Regions from separate parts of the Homo sapiens genome. Here region 2 is linked to region 1. A link is a loop called in an ENCODE intact Hi-C map of the cell type or tissue named here. Cell type or tissue: heart right ventricle. All regions are shown on one strand. Each heading gives the region's core, and the rest is flanking DNA. Links, peaks and the distances in the headings are about the cores only. Region 1 has its middle 24 kb from the start of HAND2. Region 2 overlaps GALNT7 (polypeptide N-acetylgalactosaminyltransferase 7).

The links. A loop is a pair of places that touch in the nucleus more often than their neighbours do. Peaks named below come from ENCODE experiments on the same cell type or tissue, not always from the same donor. Only the 100,000 strongest peaks of a DNase experiment are listed, where the experiment ranks them.
Region 2: it touches region 1 in a loop (2.8-fold over the local background); 71 of 110 quality-filtered maps call a loop at or near these places.

What each region holds. Positions count from the first base shown.
Region 1 is chr4:173,503,581-173,507,975 of GRCh38, forward strand. It overlaps a transcript of SCRG1 not described here. Among named protein-coding and RNA genes, the nearest start is that of HAND2, 24 kb to the right of the region's middle. In heart right ventricle, for the core only: CTCF peaks have their summits at 2,445 (motif pointing right) and 3,547 (motif pointing right); DNase peaks (open chromatin) are centred at 752, 2,451, 3,191, 3,341 and 1 weaker place; H3K4me3 peaks cover 1,467 bases; H3K27ac peaks cover 1,719 bases; H3K27me3 peaks cover 913 bases.
Region 2 is chr4:173,317,137-173,321,531 of GRCh38, forward strand. It overlaps GALNT7 (polypeptide N-acetylgalactosaminyltransferase 7), which reads left to right. Exons shown (of 12, transcript NM_017423.3): 10 at 498-596; 11 at 1,295-1,423. Among named protein-coding and RNA genes, the nearest start is that of HMGB2, 15 kb to the right of the region's middle. In heart right ventricle, for the core only: a CTCF peak has its summit at 1,841 (motif pointing right); no DNase peak of the experiment used is centred there; H3K27ac peaks cover 773 bases.

The DNA of each region.
Region 1 (4,395 bases), core at 244-4,243:
GAAGAAAATAGAATTTCCGAAGACACAAACACACAGCAATGAGGATATGTGACAAATATCCTTGTTTTGCAAAGGTATAAAGGAGGAAGTCAACATGCTGGAGACCACAAAGTCAGTCCAGAAGCCAAGACCCAACCCAGATGTGCCTGACTCTGAATTGCTTTAAGCACTTGCCACTCAGCCTCTGATAAGCAGCTTAAGTTACATCTTCGCGATGTCCCTAATTCTATGAGTGGTGGATCTGCCCAAACTCCCAACAGCTTTTAGGAGGGTGTCATTTGTAGCAAAGTAGAGACTTACAATAAACCTCCTGCAGGGGAAGAAGCGGGGTGCGTGGGGATAGTAAGTTTTCTTAAATGTGCCAGAAGTGTCTTCTATTTTCTGCCCACCATAAGCACGGTGTAGTCTAATTGTTTCCAGTAATTGCATTCCAGTCCTGCACAACTGCAAACTCTGGAGCACCGAACCCACTCACGAGCACCACTTCCTCCAGCACTCAGTGGATGCCTAAGAGGCGACTGTGACCATGTTCGCTGGTGCAGTCCCCCGCTCTCAGCCTTCACACAAAGTCTGAACTACATTGGTTTTTTTTCATTTGAATCCATTTCTTTTTGGTCTTGGCTTAAGAAATCACTCTGGTCATTAATAACTGTAATAAGATCACTCTGGCCCAAGTCACCAGGGATGGCAAGGAGCCCAGAGGCTTCCCTGCATGCAGCGCAAACGGCGTGCTCCTCCGGTAGCCGTATGGGGGAGGACCTATAAGGTACCTGCCAGCACAGCCTGGGGCCTTTCCTACCCCAACTCGTCACCACCGCTGCCTCCAGCTTTCCCTATCCCAGCCCCAGTGGGTAGAACCAGACAGGAGACTAGACCTCTTTGTCTGCAAATGTGGGACTCCCAGGCAAAAGAAGCTCAGAAATATTGAATAAAGGTATTGGACTCTAGAAACCACGTGGAGAAATCTGGTGTAATGGAGGCAAGCAGTTTTAGCTATGGTTGCTGCAAAATATCAAATGCCCTTCAAATTTTGTGCACAATTATTTTTATTCTCTTTTCTTAATGTTTCTTTTAATTTTTGTCTTGAATTTCTTGATTTTTAGAGTAGTTGCCAGACCACTGGAGTCCCTGCCAGGAGAGGAGATGTCACTGAAAGGTCAACACCATCCTTCTCAGAGGAGGAAAAACTGAGTTCAATTCACATTGGCAGCCTAATTCCAGCCCCATGACCCAGGGGGATCATCCTCTTCCTCTAGGGGTTCCTAAAGTGGAATGTGGTGCCCTAGCCACAGCTAGCAGCAGAAACCATGGCAGAGGATGGTAGAGGAGAGAGAAATGCATGAATGCAGTGCCACTTTCTGAATTTTGTTTTCACTTGTCTGTCAGCCTTGATTGTCACCACTGAATTAGATGATCAATAACTGTAACTGAAGAAGAGAAATCACCATAGTCTCACCTTCTGTCACTGTAATGACTGTAAAATGAATTAGTATAACCTTGTAGGGGTTAAAAACGCCCATTAAATGACCACTCATTTAGCCACCTCCAACTTTAGAATTGCCCCCTTCACCAGAGACAATTAGGGCCTAGATGCCCAAAACCCAGGAAATGCACCTGACACCCCCTAGAACATCATTTCCATGTCCAAAGGGAAAGAGAAGGCTCAACAGGGATGAGTGTGGCTTTCAGGACTCTTTAACAACAATTTATCCTCAATGCCCACCTGGAGTCAGTGCCCTGTAGAGCTGATGGCCCAAAAGGCAGGGATGTGGGGTTCCTCTCCACATCCCTTGCTCGGCCATCAGTATATTGGGACATCAGTACAAGATTCTTGTACTGATTCTTGTACATCAGTACAAGATTCTTCTTGCTCAGCCATCAGTACATTGGGAAAGTGAAGAAAAAGGGAAAGGGGAGAGTAGCTAGACAGCGGAGAAGCTCTGTGCTGGGATTCTGTCTTTGTAGGAGAAAAAATAGGGGGAAATGTCTGCCCAAGCAACTCCCAAACCACAATTGCCTCCTGCCACAGGCCCGAACACTCCTTTCTTGCTTCCTAGGTTTGCCTGTTCTATCTCACTCCTCCTACCTTCTGCAAATTTTTCAAATCCATAATCTAAAGCATTCTCTCTAGAGTGTAAGCAAGCAGTCATCAGACAACCTCTCTAGATGAGAAAGAAGGCGTGAAGCAACGGCTGGGAGGTGGAAGCACAAATAATGATGTTTGGAAGGTGGAGCTCCTGGAGCTTTGCTTTCAAAGGTTAACACGTGGGTTTCCAGAGCTCCACACTTCGTTCTTTCCCAGTTTAAGGGTGGGTGGTCCCTTCTGCTCACGAAATAAACCTCTGACAAGTGGAGAAACGGCTGAGGTGGCACTTGGAAGTTAGGAACCAAGTTAATCCTCTCCTAGGTTTCCCCGTGCTTCTAAGCCTGTGTTGTCCCCGCCCGGGCTGAAGGGGGAGCTCTGGGCTCAATTTAGATGGTGTGAGTAGACACTGAAGCCCAGCGAATTTCAGTTTAAATCTCAAACCCTGGTGTGGTGAGGCAAGAAAGGTGACACTTGAGGGACACATGTATGGTAGGACTCTGGACTCCTCTGGTTGAGTAAGAGAGTCATGGTAACTTTGACTTTCCTGTGGGTATTTTAGAGGAATAGGGACGTAGGCCCTACAGCTTAAAATAGTGCCCAAAGTTTCAATTCCTTAGAAAGGGATTTCCCATCACTTAAATCACCCTCTAGGAGTGTATGCTAGAGGCTCGTGGAGGGCAGTGCAGCCCCGTCTCCCAGGTTACCAGGAGACGGCCCAGGCTGCAGGGCCCCTCAGTGTGCCATCAACTCCTCTCATGCCTGGAACTTGTTTGGGTGCACAGATCTACAGCCAGGTCTGCTCTCTTTGCACCTCAATTTTCTTGTAGGCACAGAGACAGGAAATGCCCTTCTTACAGTTTGTGAAGATTAAACAATAGGCAGCCTGTAAAATGCCTTCGCACTTAATATGCGATCATTAAAATCAGTTCCTTCCCTCCTGTCCTGAGGGTAGGGGCGGGCAGATTTTATTACTTCTCTTTTCCTGATAGCAGAACTGAGGCGGGGTTGTGGAGGAGCGACGGAGGACCACCTCTAACTTCCCTTCACTTCCTGGATTTGAAGCCTCAGGGCCACCGGCCTCAGTCCTGTTACGGTGGCGGACTCGCGAGGTTTTCCAGCAGCTCATTCCGGGACGGCGGTGTCTAGTCCAGTCCAGGGTAACTGGGCTCTCTGAGAGTCCGACCTCCATCGGTCTGGGAGCGAGTGGTTCGAGTTCAGATGCTGGGAACCGTCGCTTCTCCCCGGCCGGGCTCGCTGTTTTCTCCTCCGCTCGCCGTCATCAAGCCCGGCTATGAGCAGGGCTTTAAATCCTCCCTCCCTCACCCGCAGGTTTACCGAGCAGCCCCGGAGCTCTCAGACATGCTGCGCTGCGGCGGCCAGAGGAGGGGTGGGGGCATTGCCCTCTGCAGCCTAGTGCCCAAATTGCCACTCATCCGGTCTGGTGCCATGAAGGGAAGGCCGCGAGATGGTGCTAATTAAGAAGGCCAGACTCTACTCCTTGCACAAGGTCCGGAGCATGGCCCTGTTTTTCTGTTTGTTTGTTTGTTTGTTTGTTTGTTTTAAGACAGAGTCTTGCTCTGTCGCCCAGGCTGGAATGAAGTGTCTCGATGTCGGCTCACTGCAACCTCCGCCTCCCGGGTTCAAGCGATTCTCCTGCTTCAGCCTCCCGAGTAGCTGGGATTACAGGCGCCTGCCACCACGCCCGGCTAATTTTTGTATTTTTAGTAGAGACAGGGTTTCGCCATGTTGGCCAGGCTGGTCTTGAACTCCTGACCTCAGGTGATCCACCTGCCTCGGCCTCCCAAAGTGCCAGGATTACAGGCGTGAGCCTCCCGGCCTGGCCCTGTTCTTTTAAAAATAGCCGATCTAACTTCACACTACTACCAAAAGCCAGATCTGTCCCCAAGCTCTTTCTTCCCACATCTCCCCTACCTGCTTGAAAGGGGGTGTTAAGACCTCCTCCACACCTGAGCGCCCCCACCCTGTGGCCGCCACCACCAGAACCACCATCAACTCTGGAGGCCGATCTGAGGAGAGAAGAGAAGCCAACAACCCCGCAGGATGAGAGAGCAATCTCTTTTGTATCACAGACCCTCCGGAGCAGTTGCGGGAGGGCTGGCTGGGTGCATGGAAGTATTTAGCAGGTTCAGTGCCATTACTGCCTAACAGGGTGTGAAAAGTAATATGAATGTGAAATACTGTGGGAAAACGGAGAGTTTCCAAAGCAGGCAGCGAGGCCCCTCCGCTGGTGGGCCTGGAAGGCCAGAATCCCTGCTGCCCCGAGTGCGGCTCCCGGAGGCGCTGCTACT
Region 2 (4,395 bases), core at 326-4,325, 190 kb before region 1:
GTTTATAGAGAAAAGCCTCACTGCCTGGTCATGTGCCATGCATGGCCTATGCACCCTAGACCCCTACAGGCAGCTACCAAAAGTGCTGCATAGCCATTTGGGAGAGGTCCCTTACAAATCCAGTCTGTTCTAGATATCTAGGGCCAGGCCAGTGTTTATTACCACTGTGGTTAGGTTCTCTATTTGCTTCTCATTCACATGAATTACTGTGATTCTGAAATTGCAATTAATGGTAACTTTTTTTTTCTCTGTGGTATTTTACGGAAATGTATAGTCCTTTGCTCTTAGAGAAAGAACCCATTCCAGTGTTGACTTCAAGACCATAAGTTATTTCAAAACTATGTAAAGATTGACAATCCAGTAATAACCTGTCACTACACATACCCAGATTTTCCCTGTAAACTGTAATATTTAACATGAAATGTTAAATTCTGATGCCAGAGTTCATCAAAAACTAAACTGTTGCCTGCTTTTTGCGTCTTTATTCATTTTTTTAGATCAGAGGCTTCGAAACTGCTTACTGCATTGATAGCATGGGAAAAACAAATGGAGGCTTTGTTGAACTAGGACCCTGCCACAGGATGGGAGGGAATCAGGTAAACCACCTTACTTTTGTGTTTAAGTTGTTCCGTATTGAGGGCCATCAGGTTTATTGATCACAGAGTGATCTTTGTACTTTGGTTTTCGATTTGGTAATTTTGTTTGTTTTGATAAAGTAAAACATTCTGTAAAAAAATTGACAGTGTTAAAACATTCACTTAAATGATGGGAATAATAGCAGTATTGGTTTTCACATAAGCAGTCAGAATCTAGAATTAATGTCTAATATAAGGGATTAAAATATATTCCTGTGGGAGTATATATTTGTCACTACCGTAACTATGTAAGCCTAGCTCCCTAACAATTTTTTGCAAGTATTGCTCACTAATCCTCATCTTTTTGCAAATAGAGTGTTACTGCCAGTAATGTATATTTCACTAATATATATTCTCTTACTTATGTGGGTATGTTTTTGCTTTTTCATTTTTTCACATTGTTGGTACTTAATAAATTTGTGTTAGTGACCCATTTGGTATCTTAGAGACTAAAGAACTTAATGATTTCAGTGTTAATAAGGATCTTCACTAACATCAAAATAAATATAATTTGTCTGTGGACTTACAGTTCTAAACAAAATTATGGAAAAATAAGTTAGTCATTCAATTTAATTATAGGAGTTAAGTTTCTTTCTTTTCAAATGCACATCAGCAGGGAAGGTGCCTCTGTTACTTAATTCTCTCTTTTCCTTTTACAGCTTTTCAGAATCAATGAAGCAAATCAACTCATGCAGTATGACCAGTGTTTGACAAAGGGAGCTGATGGATCAAAAGTTATGATTACACACTGTAATCTAAATGAATTTAAGGAATGGCAGTACTTCAAGGTATTCTGCATTTTAACTTCTGAAATATTATATGCTTTTCATTTTCAGTAACATCTAGCATGTGGAATTTAGATAAATAAATCTTAAAACCTGCATTCAAATTCACTTGCATTTTCCTCTCATTTAGTCCCTTGCATAGGTTTTCCTGAGCACTGGATGACTCATTGTTCTATAATGAGGCATCACTTTTGTTCTCTCTTACAATATTGTCATGTAATGAGGCCACGATGATGTCTATAAAGAGCACTGCTAATTTTAGTAATACAAGAAAGTCAGTGTTCTGTGAGGCAGTCATCACCATTGCTCTCATCAAAATCTGATTTTTGAAATGTAAATGAATCATTCATTAAAGTAAAATATATTTAAATATATTTATACTATTAAAAATTTGGTTAATATTTGATATTGTCCAGCAGGTGGAGATAGAGACAAACAAATAAAACTTGAAATCTAGGCTTTCATAACGTCTTTATCATTGTTGTGTGCTAAATACAGTGGGATAAATGTAGCTAGTTGCTTACTTTAATGGTCAAATTTAGTTATTCACGTGACACTGCTGGGGTAGCTTTGTGTTTCAGCTGTGAGTATTTAAAGCTCTGTGGCAAGTTGAGGATTACAACATATTAATAGATTTATGTATAGTTTTCAAATTCTAGATTTGGCTAACATAAATCAATTTATTATTAAACAAAAAGTGGGGAAAGCTGCCTCACACTAAAAAAATCTGTCAACCCTCCATTTTATTTACTCACCCAGTATTTGTTATCATATCCCATCTGTCATGCAAGCAAGGACTTGTTTGCTATGTAATAATGATATGACCTAGCTTAACATTCCCTGTTACTGTCATTTACAGATAATTTCCAGGAAGTGATAAGCACGTATCAATTGATGATTTTGTTTCTTATAACAAGTTAGGAAGGAGAAGAATAGCATAAACCTTAAAGAGTGGAGCATTTATTTTCACAAAAAAAAAGGATATATAATAGCAATAAATAGTAGGGGTCAGTGAGAACAATATTAGCAAAATAGTAAAAGAGGGCTAACACACCAGAAACTACATCAAGAAGTAATTGAACAAAAAATGACACATAACATGTTTTAGGTATTTTAAAGACGCAGCACTGAATATACATTTGTGTGTTAGATATTACTGAACATTCACTTGGGGACCAATAATATGTTAGACTGTAGGGGAGTTCAAAAATATAGCTAAAGCACGCTATTATATAATGGCAGAGAAGAAAGAAATGCAAAAATAGAGATAAGCAAAATGCCATAGGACAGAAAAGAGTGATTCATGGGAGGAATTACTGCTGAGGAGTTTCATAGAGGAAGTGTCATTGCACAAGTCCTGAAGTGTAAAAAGGCTTTCCATGGAAAGTAAATAAGAAAGCCTGGATGAGCAAAGATGTGGCATGAAAACATGTAGAAAATTCAAAGAATTGTATTTCATTTGGTATCCCTCAATTGTGCTTTGGAGGAAAGAGCACCGAACTTCATTTTTTAAGTTTTGGAGAGGGATAGACCTTATTTGAGGAAGGTAGTGATGGAAAACAATGGCTACTTTTAGGAAAATAATTCTGGAAACGTGAGGTATGGACTGATGAAGCAACGAGATCAGCTTGAGCAGCAGTTCTCAAACTTTCTGTCCTCTGGATTCCCTTTACACTCTTAAAAATTTTTGAGCTCCCCCACCCCCAAATTGCTTTTGTTTATATAGGTTATCACTAGCAATATTTCCAGAACTGGAAAGTGTCTGAGAAATTTGTAAAGTTTTTATATATTAATTCATCTAAAAGTAATAATAATATACTTATTAAACATTAATGTAAATGACATTTTTAATGAAAAATAACTATGTTTACCCACAAAAAATAGTGAGAAGAATGGAATTCTGTATTTTTGCAAATCTCTTTAATGTCTGGTTTAATAGAAGAAGACAGCTGGATTCTCATACTCCTGCTTCATTTGGTCTGATCTGAAATGTTGTTTTCGTTCAAGTATATGAGGGAAACCCAGCCCCACACAAGCATACAGTTTGTAAAGGGAGCGAGTACTTTAATAGCCGTTCATATAATTGTGGCTGTTTTTTTATTGTACACCACAACTTAATAATTAAGTGGTAGTTTCTTAAAAGTTATTTCCAGTGTAGACTGATATCCTTGAGCATTGTACCTCATTATATGGAAGTACTTGATACGTACTTCCCACTTCATCTCATAGAATTTTTTTTAAGTATACTGAGGGGTCAAGACTGAATAAAACGAATGTTTTGCTCCTTCATCAGTGACATCCTTAAGTGAAACCGGCATTTACTTTTCAACTGTGTGTGGCCATGAGCAATACAACTATAGGTACTAGCATAGTTTGATTCATGCTAAGGCACCATCAGTTTTACTCACCATTGCTTTTGCACTATCGGTATAAATGTTGCTAAAGTGAAAAGGCAATGGTGTCTTCGTATTATGATGAAAATAGTTTCGGCCTTACAGACCCAATCCTGGATAGTCTGAGGACCAGACTTTGAGAAGCTCTGAGCTATATTGAAGAAACCTACAGCATATGGTGAGGGCCAAACCAGGGCATCTGCAGTGGCGATGGGAAGGAATATAAACCAGAGACATTGCACATATCCATCCTTAGTGACTGGTATGTGAGTGAATGAGGAAAAGTGCAGTATTTCCTAAGGACTAGAGAGCTGGGAATGTCATTAGCCAGGATAGGAACAAGAGACATAGATTTGGAGGGGCAGATAATGAATTTAGGTTTGTATACATTGAGTGTGAGATACCAGCAGTATATTGTGACTTAACAATGAAAGATCTTAGGACTTAGAAAACTGACAATCAAGAGAAATCCAGAAAACTGACAATCAAGAGAAATCCAAAGTCTGAGGTGTGGTTGAGAAGCTTTTCCATTTCCTTAAACTGTCTCCTCATGAAAGTCAAGTGATGATTTCTGATGTCAGT